Regions from separate parts of the Homo sapiens genome. Here regions 1 and 3 are each linked to region 2. A link is a contact called in ENCODE Hi-C or POLR2A ChIA-PET data. All regions are on one chromosome and are shown on one strand. Each heading gives the region's core, a stretch centred on a gene start or an enhancer-like site at or near the end of the contact. The rest is flanking DNA. Distances are from core to core; before and after follow the strand shown. Region 1 overlaps DGCR2 (DiGeorge syndrome critical region gene 2). Region 2 holds the start of CLTCL1 (clathrin heavy chain like 1). Region 3 overlaps HIRA (histone cell cycle regulator).

What was found. A loop is a pair of places that touch in the nucleus more often than their neighbours do. ChIA-PET counts read pairs that join two places held with the same protein, here RNA polymerase II (POLR2A). Pooled maps may share reads with other maps.
Region 1: a pooled map shows a loop between it and region 2 (3-fold over the local background). The contact joins the enhancer-like site here to the promoter of CLTCL1 in region 2. A Hi-C loop is called at or near these places in 1 of 168 maps with a recorded cell type or tissue (Panc1) and 2 of 50 pooled maps. POLR2A ChIA-PET finds 5 or more read pairs at or near these places in 2 of 52 experiments (A549 and GM12878).
Region 3: a map of ovary shows a loop between it and region 2 (3-fold over the local background). The contact joins the enhancer-like site here to the promoter of CLTCL1 in region 2. A Hi-C loop is called at or near these places in 3 of 168 maps with a recorded cell type or tissue (GM12878, IMR-90 and ovary), 1 of 37 single-sample maps with no recorded cell type and 4 of 50 pooled maps. POLR2A ChIA-PET finds 5 or more read pairs at or near these places in 8 of 52 experiments (AG04449, B cell, MCF 10A and 4 more).

What each region holds. Positions count from the first base shown.
Region 1 is chr22:19,084,340-19,087,933 of GRCh38, reverse strand. All of the region lies in intron 2 of DGCR2 (DiGeorge syndrome critical region gene 2), which reads left to right. Among named protein-coding and RNA genes, the nearest start is that of DGCR2, 36 kb to the left of the region's middle. RefSeq lists enhancers at 891-1,390, 1,391-1,892. Within about 2 kb of position 2,098, at least 7 of the 41 ENCODE cell types and tissues checked have a DNase peak (open chromatin) inside an H3K27ac peak, as active enhancers do; they include GM12878, where a contact is called at or near this core.
Region 2 is chr22:19,289,617-19,293,165 of GRCh38, reverse strand. It overlaps CLTCL1 (clathrin heavy chain like 1), which reads left to right and starts at 1,447. Exons shown (of 33, transcript NM_007098.4): 1 at 1,447-1,566. The coding sequence starts at 1,525. LOC105372859 (a long non-coding RNA gene) reads right to left here and starts at 1,219. Exons shown (of 6, transcript XR_938002.3): 1 at 836-1,219. RefSeq lists silencers at 1,329-1,568, 1,450-1,634 and an enhancer at 1,745-2,258.
Region 3 is chr22:19,418,623-19,422,256 of GRCh38, reverse strand. The region is part of intron 1 of HIRA (histone cell cycle regulator); the gene reads left to right. Among named protein-coding and RNA genes, the nearest start is that of HIRA, 11 kb to the left of the region's middle. Within about 2 kb of position 2,381, at least 8 of the 41 ENCODE cell types and tissues checked have a DNase peak (open chromatin) inside an H3K27ac peak, as active enhancers do; they include B cell, where a contact is called at or near this core.

The sequences.
Region 1 (3,594 bases), core at 849-3,348, 210 kb after region 2:
GTGGGTGGATCGCTTTAGGCCAGGAGTTTGAGATCAGCTTGGCCAACATAGTGAAACCCCGTTTCTAATAAAAATACAAAAATTGGCCAGGTGTGGTGCTGCACACCTATAATCCCAGCTACTCAGGAGGCTGAGGCACAAGAATTGCTTGAACCTGGGAGGAGGAGATTGCAGTGAGTCAAGATTGTGCCACTGCACTTTATCCTGGGCTGCAGAACAAGACTCTGTCTCAAAGGCAAAAAAAAAAAAAAAAAAGCCAGGTGCAGTGGCTCATGCCTTATAATCCCAACACTTTTGGAGGCCGAGGCAGGCAGGATCACTTAAGGTCAGGAGTTTCAGACCAGTCTGGCTGACATCGTGAAATCTCATCTCTACTAAAAATACAAAAATTAGCTGGGCGTGGTGGCGAGCACCTGTAATCCCAGCTGAGGCAGGAGAATCACTTGAATCCAGGAGGTAGAGGTTGCAGTGAGCTGAGATCATGCCAGTGCGCTCCAGCCTGGGCGACAGAGTGAGATTCTGTTTCAAAAAAAAAGAAAAGAATGCTGTTTAGAGGGGGCCCCTCCTGATCATCTCTGGAGCCCATTCTTCATCAGATTATGCGTGTCTCTGGTAGAGGTGTTTGCCTTTCCAAATGAGGGTTTGGATGGTGTTGGCCCGGTCAGGAGCCTCTGGGACAGTCCTTTGTCTGGGAGCCTCTCTGGTGGGTCTTTGGGGTCAAAGCCCAGAGAAAGTGGATTCCCAGTGGGCTTCCCAGTGCTTGGGCTGCTGAAGTTCCCTGGTTGGTCAGCCTGGGGACGACCATGTGGTTATGAGTGGGAGCCTCCCCTTGTCTGACTCATAGAGTGAGACCTTATATCCAGCCTCTTGGAGAATTCCTGAAGAGAGAACCAGATGATTCTTGGTTTGCTTTCAAATGGAAGCAGAGTTTATTTGTTGTTCTCAAAGTGCCATTTGGCTTTGCTTTTGTAGTTGTTTGTAATAACTGTCCTGTTACACACGCTGAACATAGTGGTATCCACACTCATAGTTGCCACCTTGTTCATCTTTCCACGCTCTGAAGACTTGTTGAAGGCAAGGAGTAGGTTTTATTTCTCTTGACCACATGGCCTGGCATGGAGCAGGCATCAACTTTGCACTTGAGTATTGGCTTGAAGTTACATTGGTTGCCATATGTTTTCCCTAGACAGAAAAATAAAATCTCTCATAGAAGCCGAAAGTTACGAGTGGTGGCCTGCACCAGGGCTGAGCAGTGAAGGCATGACAATGAGGACCCGTGTGTGCAAGCCCCCTGAGGCTTGGTAGGGCCTAGGAGTGTTCTGGGTGGGCTGAGGAGGCCACTGCCCTGACAAGGCTCACCCTGCTTCTCCTTGACTCACGGTCCTATGATTGTCCTTGTATAGTGCTGTGTCACAGTCTGGAGGGTGAGCAGATTGATTTCTTTTTTTTTTATTTGAGATGGAGTCTCGCTTTGTTGCCCAGGCTGGAGTGCAGTGGCGCCATCTGGGCTCACTGCAAGCTCTGCCTCCCGGGTTCATGCCATTCTCCTGCCTCAGCCTCCTGAGTAGCTGGGATTACAGGCGCCTGCTACCACACCCGGCTAATTTTTTTTGTATTTTTAGTAGAGACAGGGTTTCACCGTGCTAGTCAGGATCGTCTCGATCTCCTGACCTTGTGATCCGCTCTCCTCGGCCTCCCAAAGTGCTGGGATTACAGGCGTGAGTCACTGTGCCCGGCCAAGCAGGTTGATTTCTAATTGTTCTTAAAGTTGAGATTCTGAGCAAATTAAGTCATAAAAATGTACAAAGAATGTGTAATACGTATTTTCTTACTTCCTTGAATTAATGACTGCTAAATCTTGTGATTTTTTTTCTAGTTTATTTTAAAAGAAATTTTTAAAAAATCATAGATATAGAGTCAAGTCCTCATTGACACTCTCCCTTCCCCCAACCTCCTCCCCTCTCAAAAAAGGAAACTCTTTGTGTTTGTGGGGGAAGTAGAGAGTTAGCTAATAACCACCCTTGCTCAAAAGCTGTGACCTTCCTTTGTATGAGGAGAGTTTCAGTAACCCCTAGGGAAGCCCTGGGCCATTCTCAGTCAAGTTGCTTTTGAACTAGACTTCAGGACTTCTGGAGTTACCTTATGGGGTTACTTCATTGCCCTGCTAAAAGCCTGCTAAAAAGGAGTATAAAAAATGTAAAACCAAAGGGACAAAAAAAGGGGAAAGATGTAACAGTAGATCAGTAATTTCTGCATGTTTTTGAAAAGAGGGAAATGACATGCTAGGTACAGCCTGGGCATTCAGTACCTTCCCACTCACTCCCTTCTGGGCTTGTCCGTGGGTTTCAGAGGCTGGAATGCTGGAGCAGTAGCACTCAGAACCACCTGGCAGCAGGCTTCTGTGTGTCATTTGCCCTATGACATGTGTCTTGGGAAATGTGGCAAGTGGAAGGGAGGTGGAACCTTTCTTCCTCAGGCCATAGTGTATGTTGGGGGTGTGCATGGGCTTAGATTTTTGAGGTGACTTTTTGCAGTGGCTTCTGCCTTCCCCCACTGGCCAGCTGTCTCAGGGCTGCAGAGCAGCTGCAGTATTGGCAGCAGATTTTTGCAGTTTCCTAACCTATAGATGGCAGTAGTAGCTTCCTGACTCTTGACAATGACTGTGGGAATTAGATGGGGAGTTAGCCCACTTTACTTTTGCTCACACTATATAGCCTTGCCAGTTGTTTTGAAAGCACCTATTTTCTGTATTAAACCCTTCGTGTTAGAAATCCCTTAGCATGGTTTCTGTTTTCCCAGTGGAACCATCTTTGTTTTTTTTTTTTTTTCCAAGGCAGGAGAATTTTTCTTAGTACAGAACAAAATGAAAAGTCTCCCATGTCTACTTCTTTCTGCACAGACACAGCAACCATCCGATTTCTCAATCTTTTCCCCACGTTTCCCCCTTTTCTATTCCACAAAACCACCATTGTCATCATGGCCCGTTCTCAATGAGCTGTTGGGTACACCTCCCAGATGGGGTGGTGGCCGGGCAGAGGGGCTCCTCACTTCCCAGAAGGGGCGGCTGGGCAGAGGCGCCCCCCACCTCCCGGACGGGGCGGCTGGCCGGGCGGAGGCGCCCCCCCACCTCCTTCCCGGACGGGGCGGCTGGCCGGGCGGGGGCTGACCCCCCACCTCCCTCCCGGACGGGGCGGCTGGCCGGGCGGGGGCTGACCCCCCACCTCCCTCCCGGACGGGGCAGCTGGCCGGGCGGGGGCTGACCCCCACCTCCCTCCCGGATGGGGTGGCTGCCGGGCGGAGACGCTCCTCACTTCCCAGACGGGGCGGCTGCCGGGCGGAGGGGCTCCTCACTTCTCAGACGGGGTGGCTGCCGGGCGGAGGGGCTCCTCACTTCTCAGACGGGGCGGCTGCCGGGCGGAGGGGCTCCTCACTTCTCAGACGGGGCGGCTCCCGGGCAAAGGGGCCCCTCACTTCTCAGACGGGGCGGCTGCCGGGCGGAGGGGCTCCTCACTTCTCAGACGGGGTGGCCCGGCGGAGACGCTCCTCACCTCCCAGACGGGGTCGTGGCCGGGCAGAGGTGCTCTTCACATCCCA
Region 2 (3,549 bases), core at 198-2,697:
TGGGAAATGTAGTACTAACCACAGCAAAACCCAGCTCTATATTTAGCGGATGAGGCCACATGGATTTTAGAAAGGGCGGGCTGCAGAGGTCTTGGCTAATACTGGAAAAGAGATTTAATTTGAAAGTGAACAGTCTGTTCTATTCCTTAACATATTTTTGGCTACTAGATGGTCAAGCCATTGCGCAAATAATTGCACCATCCTTGTCTTATTCAAGGTGGGCCGTTCATTTCTTAAAATTACCAGTGAGCAACATGGGAAGCAGCAGAGACGGCTATCGATTACCCCGTAGGGAGTGCCTGTGCTGAATGCCAAGGGCTTCCCTTTCCTGACAGACATCTTTTATGCAGCTGAATCATCTGTATGCAAAACATCAGCCAACGGTGCCTCGGAAAAACAACTGGCTGCTGGGCAAACCAGGTGTGGGCTCCAGCTTCCACCTGCTACTACTGTCGTGCAGCCACGGGCACTCTGGGTGATCCTCACTGGCCTGGGGCTGGTCATCTGCTGCTAGATGACCTTCGCTGACTCTCTACATTGATATTCCGACACAGTGTTCTCTAGAAACCGCATGAGCCAGGAAAGGTGTTTCCTAAAGGAGCAGGGGCCGAGCCTCACGCCGAAACACGTCTGTAACACGTACAGTCACGCGTCCCATGCATCCATGCATTCTGAGACATGCGTCTCGGTTGTGGGATCATCACAAGGTAACTTACACAAACTCAGATGGCACAGCCACTACACAACTAGGCAGCTGATGCGGTCCGCTGCTGCTAGGCCGCAAACCCGCACCGCGTGTGAGGTGCGTTATTCCCCTGGCACGGTAATGACATACCTGTACGTGTATCTCCAAATACAGGAGAGGAAATGTCCTTAGCTAAGCCCTCACCAGAGGACAGGAAGTTTCCAGCTCCGTTATCATGTTATGGGACCACCGTCATATACACGGTCCTCCTCAGACCAAAAGGTCGTTCGTTATACGGCACATGTGGTTCTTCCAAGACCCTTTTCCATCTTTCTGTCACATCCGTGCCTGAGTAAAAAGTGGCCCTGAACTCAACCGTCCAGAGTTGGCGGCAGAACTAGCACCACTGGCCCGCTCCACATGTGGAAGGCGCTGGGCAAGGGCCGCCGCAGACCCCATCAGGATTAATCCCCCGAAAACCTTTCACTCGGGTAGCTGGCACACACCGCGTCAGGGCAGAGGGCGCGCGGGACTACTTTCCGCGGACCCTCGGAGCGGGCGGAGGGATCCGCGCAGGCGGGACGGGGCAGAGGCGGGGGCAGGGGCGGGGGCAGGGGCGGGGGCAGGGGCGGGGCAGAGGCGGGGCAGGGGCGGGGCAGGGGCGGGGGAAGGGGCGGGGAAAGGGGGTGCGGGCCGGGGCGCGGTCAGGGAGGAGGGCGGGGGCCAGGACCGGGAGCTCGGGGCACTGCGCCTGCGCCGTCGCCACCGGTCAGCCCGCGCGAGGGGTCGGCGTTCATTCCTGCCGCTGCCGCCGCCGCCGCCGAGGTCCCGCACCAGCCATGGCGCAGATCCTCCCTGTTCGCTTTCAGGAGCACTTCCAGGTGAGGCCCGGCGGGCTGGGGGGCTGCCCTGTCAGCCGCGCCTCCGCCGGGCCGGACTGCCAGGCTTGACCCCGCGCCCCCAGCCCCGCTGAGCCGCTGCCCAGCTGGCCGCGCCGATTTCCGACCTCCCACCTGGGCTGGGGCTGCGGCGTCCCGGGCGCGGCGGCCGCTCCTGAGGACCCGCTTGGGTGCCGTCGCCGAAGCCCGTTACCGGCGGGGCCGGCTGGGGAATGGTGGGGGTGGAAGCCAACGCCCCCTGGGACGCCCCGCTCAGTGCCCGCGAGGAGGCACACAAATTCCCGCTGCAGGCAGGGCAACCCAAGGGCCGCGCGGATCCCACAGCTCCACGCCCCTCCTTGGCGTCCTGCGGTCCTTATTCGCCCCTGAGTTTGCCTCTGTGATCGGTTTTCGTCCCCAGGGCGGCTTCGCCTGGGAGGACCGTGAACATGCGTGACCCAAGAGAAAAATTTCTCAGGGCCAAGCCTAAATAGGGCTTTTCAATGCAGTAACACCCCCAAAGCCTGCCTTTTTAATAAGGTCCCAGTTTGTTCTCCATTTGTTTGTGTTCAGAAACATAAGGACTGGCCCCCTGCTTTGAGCAAAGGCTCAGGTCGGGCGTCGTGCGGGCCGCTCGCGGGTCTGCCCGGGAGCGGTGCTGGTCCCCACGTTTACCCTGGGAGGTGCGGCAGAGGAGGGATAGCCAGCGGCTCCTCCCTGAGTGCTCTGTGTTAAATCATCACACTACCATTCGTTGCGATTCGCTTACTCTTTTCTAGATGAGGAAACCGAGTCTCAAAAGTGTTAAAGAACTCATCTTCATTCAATAAGAACAGGATTCAGACTCAAGTCTTTTTGACCACAAAGTAGTACATCGAGGAACGTGCTTGCTTGAAAGTTCCTATTTTCACAGTGCAGAGCACTGTTAGCCCTAGATGCAGACGGGAAAAGCCTTGGGAACTGTGTAGTGCAGTCCAGTCCCCTCATTCTGCAGACTGGAAACTTGATATCCAGGGGATCCTGCCAGGGTCACTTGGTTAGTGACACAGTGGAAGTTGTATGGAGGTGGGAGTGCCCTGACATCTGTCCGGGCTTCATTCTGCCACTAAGCTAAGCCAGCACCAGTCATGTTGAGGTAGCAAAATACTGCTGCTGCTCATAATAATGATGATGATGTAGTTATCATTTACTGAGCCGTTTCTCTTGCCACTCACTAGACTACTGTATTTTATAAATCTGGTTTAATTTAATCCTCATGATAACTGAGGCAGATAGTGATATCCTGTTTTCTACCATGGGTCACTGAGGTTAATATTCTAATTCCTTCAGCAAAAGTTACATGGCTAGTAAGTGACAAAGCTTGAGTTCTAACCCAGGTCTGATTCCAATGCCTGTGCTTAACCACTATCTAAATATGTTCTTTTCAAAGGGCAAGAAAGCAACAAGATATTTTAGGTGTCCATCAGAGTTTCTAATGTCCATCAGGATTTGTAATGTCCATCAGAGTTGATATGTTCCATTATCTGGAAAATGCTTGTGGCTTGTGGTGGGCAGCCACGTGAATGCAAGTCTGGTTTGTGGTCTCTAACACTGACTGGGTCTTTGAGGCTGCTGTGCATTCTGTAGAGCAAACACTGAGTCAGCACACACTGCCTTCACTACAGACATTTCGAGACTTCAGCCTGTTCCTTAAATCCCTGATCCTGCCACTCCTGCCTTGCAACCAGCAGATGACTTGGAGAAAACTGAAGCCATAACTGGGATGTTTCTCACCTATATGGCTGCAGACTTAGATGTTTGTCTGCAGCCACCCTTTCCTGCCTTCCTGTTACCTCAAAAGTAGGTGTCCTTTCTTGTCTATGTTCTGGATCTGGTATCCTTCTTCCCTATAAGGGAGCCTCGTTCAGTCATAGCCTCCCTTTCCTGTATTTTCATCCTTCTGTCTTGTTGTTTCTTCCTGTTTGTGTTGGGCAATGCTCACCTCTC
Region 3 (3,634 bases), core at 1,132-3,631, 130 kb before region 2:
TTACATGTATATATGTGTTTATATGTATATGTAATATATATATGTATATATATATATGTGTATGTGTGTGTGTGTGTGTGTGTGTATATATAAACACATTCTTTTCAGGTATAAATAAAATGTCCAGACCTTAAATGTATAATGTGTTGACTTTTGACAAGTTAATGTACTTTGTAACCTGTTCCCTGATAAAGTTAAGGAACATTTGCATCTCTCCTGAAAGTTTGGGTTATGGGTATGTTGGGAAGGTAGGGTCAAATATGGGGTATGAGATAAGATAGAACAGGCCGGGCATGGTGGCTCACACCTGTAATCCCAGCACTTTGGGAGGCCAAGGCAGGCAGATCACTTGAGGTTAGGAGTTCAAGACCAGTCTGGCCAACATGGCAAAAATGCGTCTCTACTAAAAATACAAAAATTAGCCAGGTGTGGTGGCATGTACCTGTAGTCCCAGCAACTCGGGAGGCTGAGGCAGGAGAATTGCTTGAAACCCAGAGTGGGAGGTTGCAGTGAGCTGAGGTCGCATCACTGCGGTCCAGCCTGGGTGACAGAGCAAGACTCCATCTCATACACACACACACACAAAAGAGTTAAGAGAGAACAGAAGGATGAGTTCCAGTCTAAGGGCAGAGTTGCTATCTACTGAGCTCAGTAAGACTGTGAAAGAAGTTAGGAAAAATTAGAAAATGCACAAAGGAAAACACATTGTTAAAACTTTTAATGTGGTCTTTCAAACCATTTGGAAAAAAACAACTGGGTGATTTTGTGATTTTAGAAGACGCATTTAGTGTATGCACATTATACAAGTGTCTGAATTTTTTTAAGACTTTAACCAAATCCCCATCAGTCACCATAGCAAATCCAATGTCTTTGGTGTGTAGCCTCCCTTACAGACCTTGCATTGTACAGATAACTGGCATAGCTAAAATGTTGCTGTGCATTTTTTTTTTTTTTTTTGAGACGGAGTTTCGCTTTTGTTGCCCAGGCTGGAGTGCAATGGTGCAACCTCGGCTCACTGCAATCTCTGCCTCCAGGGTTCAAGCGATTCTCCTGCCTCAGCCTTCCGATTAGCTGGGATTACAGGCACTTGCCACCACACCCAATAAATTTTTTGTATTTTTAGTAGAGATGGGGTTTCACCATGTTGGCCAGGCTGGTTTTGAACTCCTGACCTCAGGTGATCCACCCGCCTCGACCTCCCAAAGTGCTGGGATTACAGGCGTGAGCCACTGCGCCCAGCCTGCTGTGCATTTTTCACTTAAATAGTATTGTAGGTTTGTTGTCTTCTTAATTGTGGTTATTGTTGAGCTAGCAGATTTTTCCCACTATGGAAATGTAGCTTTTAATTTTCTAATGGAAGTAGGTGGAAGGGACTAGATTTATAGGAGTACATTTTGCAGATAACTTTTTGTTGTTAAATTTAAGGGATGTAAGTGCAGTTTTGTTACATGGATATATTGCTTAGTGATGAAGTCTGGGCTTTTAGTGCAACCATCACCTGAATAATATACATTGTACCCTTGCAGATAACTTTTTTTTTTAAAGACAAGGTCTTACTTTGTCGCTCAGAATGGAGTACAGTGGCATGACCATAGTTCACTGCAGCCTTGAGCTCCTGGGCTCAAGCAATCCTCCTGTGCAGATACTTTTTAGGGAATACCTCTGTTTTGCAAAATGAGGGGGGAAAGAAGTATTAAGAAACAGAAATGCCTTTCGTCAAAACTTTTTTGTTTTTTGGGGTTTTGTTTGTTTGTTTGTTTTTTGTTTTGGTTTGGTTTTTTTTTTTTTTTTTTTGAGACAGTTTTTTTTGTTGCCCAGGCTGCAGTGCAGTGGCGTGATCACGGCTCACTGCAGCCTCGACCTCCCGAGCTCAATAGATCCTCCCACCTCAGCCTCCTGAGTAGCTGAGACTACAGGCTTGCACCACCACTACTGGGTAATTTTTGTTTTTTGTTTTTAATTTGTAGAGATGGGGTTCACCATGTTGCCTAAAGTGGTCTCGAATTCCTCAGAGCAAGTGATCTGCCTGCCTTGGCCTCCCAAAGTGCTGGGATTACAGGAGTGAGCCACTGCGCCCAATCTCAAAACTTTGTTGATTATATGTTGGCAGATGCTTCAGGAGAAGTGATTAAGGTCTCCTAAATGATATACCTGTGACACTTTTCCACTTTAGTTTGTGGCGCGTGCACACACACACACACACACACACACACACAATGGTTGTATGGTGCAACAGCTTCCTTCCTGTGCTATGTTTTCAATCTCTTAGGCATCTGACACCTATGAGATGTCATTGTGTCATGCTTACTAAAGAAGATGGGGATAAGTTTTTGTGGTCGAAAGTGGTAGAGATAACAGCAGCAGATGGCTGTGAACCAGCCAAGGGTGTGCTTCCCACCTGCAGGCAGTTGGCGAAATCTGAGTCCCCACAGCAGTAGATCAGGAGCCTGCCTTCCAAAGATTGTTACACCAGTGATACTGAAGGTGTTTGAATGTAGTGCTTCTGTCATGAGCTTTCTCCAGCCATTCAACAGCAACAAGTTTTTATTGTTGTGCCTGTTATGTGCCAAGCCACAGCTCTGGGTCCTGAGGATGAATTAGTGAATAAAACAGACAAAAGAGCTGATCTACTTACTGGAGTTTACATTCTAGTGGGCAGAGTAGACAGACATACAATAAAGGAAATTAATATGTAAGAAATTCCCGAGGAAATAAATAGATCAGGACTAAGGGGATTTGTTGTGCCACATTGGGGAAATAATCCTTTAAATTAAAGTTGTTAGAGTAGGCCTCAATGTGAGGGTGACATTGAGCAAAGACCTGAAGGAGGCAAGGAAGAGTCAGTACAAGGCCCAAGATAGGAGCGCACCTGGTACAGTCCAAGAAAAGAGGAAGACCAGCGATGGTGGGGGTTAGTAGGAGATGAGGTCAGAAAAGTCGTGGGGGCGGGGTGGCCATTGTGCAAGGATTGTTGGCCTCTCCTCTCAAGGTCTGGCCTTAACTGTGTTGGGGCAGACAGTGGGTAGAGCAGGTTTCTTGGAAAGATCAGACCGTTATAGAGAAGATCAGGGTGAGGTGTCTAGAAGGCAGTCAGCCATAGGAGTTACTTGCATATAGGTCACATTAGTGTGTTTGGCTGATGAGTTTCTCCAGAGGGATTGCTTGTTATAGAGTGTGCATATTGTCACCTGCACATGAAAAGAATCATTTTTATTATGACCTAACCTCTGGTGTTTGGATATTTACCTCTACTGCCTTATATATTAGTACACACACATATATATCGTTTTTTAAAAACAGGCCTTGTGTGTGTGTGTGTGTGTGTGTGTGTTTATTTCTTATCGAGATGATTATAGATTCACACCGAATTGTATGAAATACTGAGAAGGTACTTCTGGACTTAGTCCAGTTTCTCCCAATGTTAACATTTTGCAAAACTATAGTTGACATTGACATATGCTACCTATTTTTTAAAATTTATTTCCCCAGTTTTGTTTGTACTTATTTGTGCGTGTGTATGTTTAGTTCTATACAATTTTGTCACCTGTGCAGGTTCATGTATCTACCACTGCAGTCGAGATGCTGAACAGTTCCAACAATTTTTATATATTTTTTATTTTTATTTTTTTGAGAC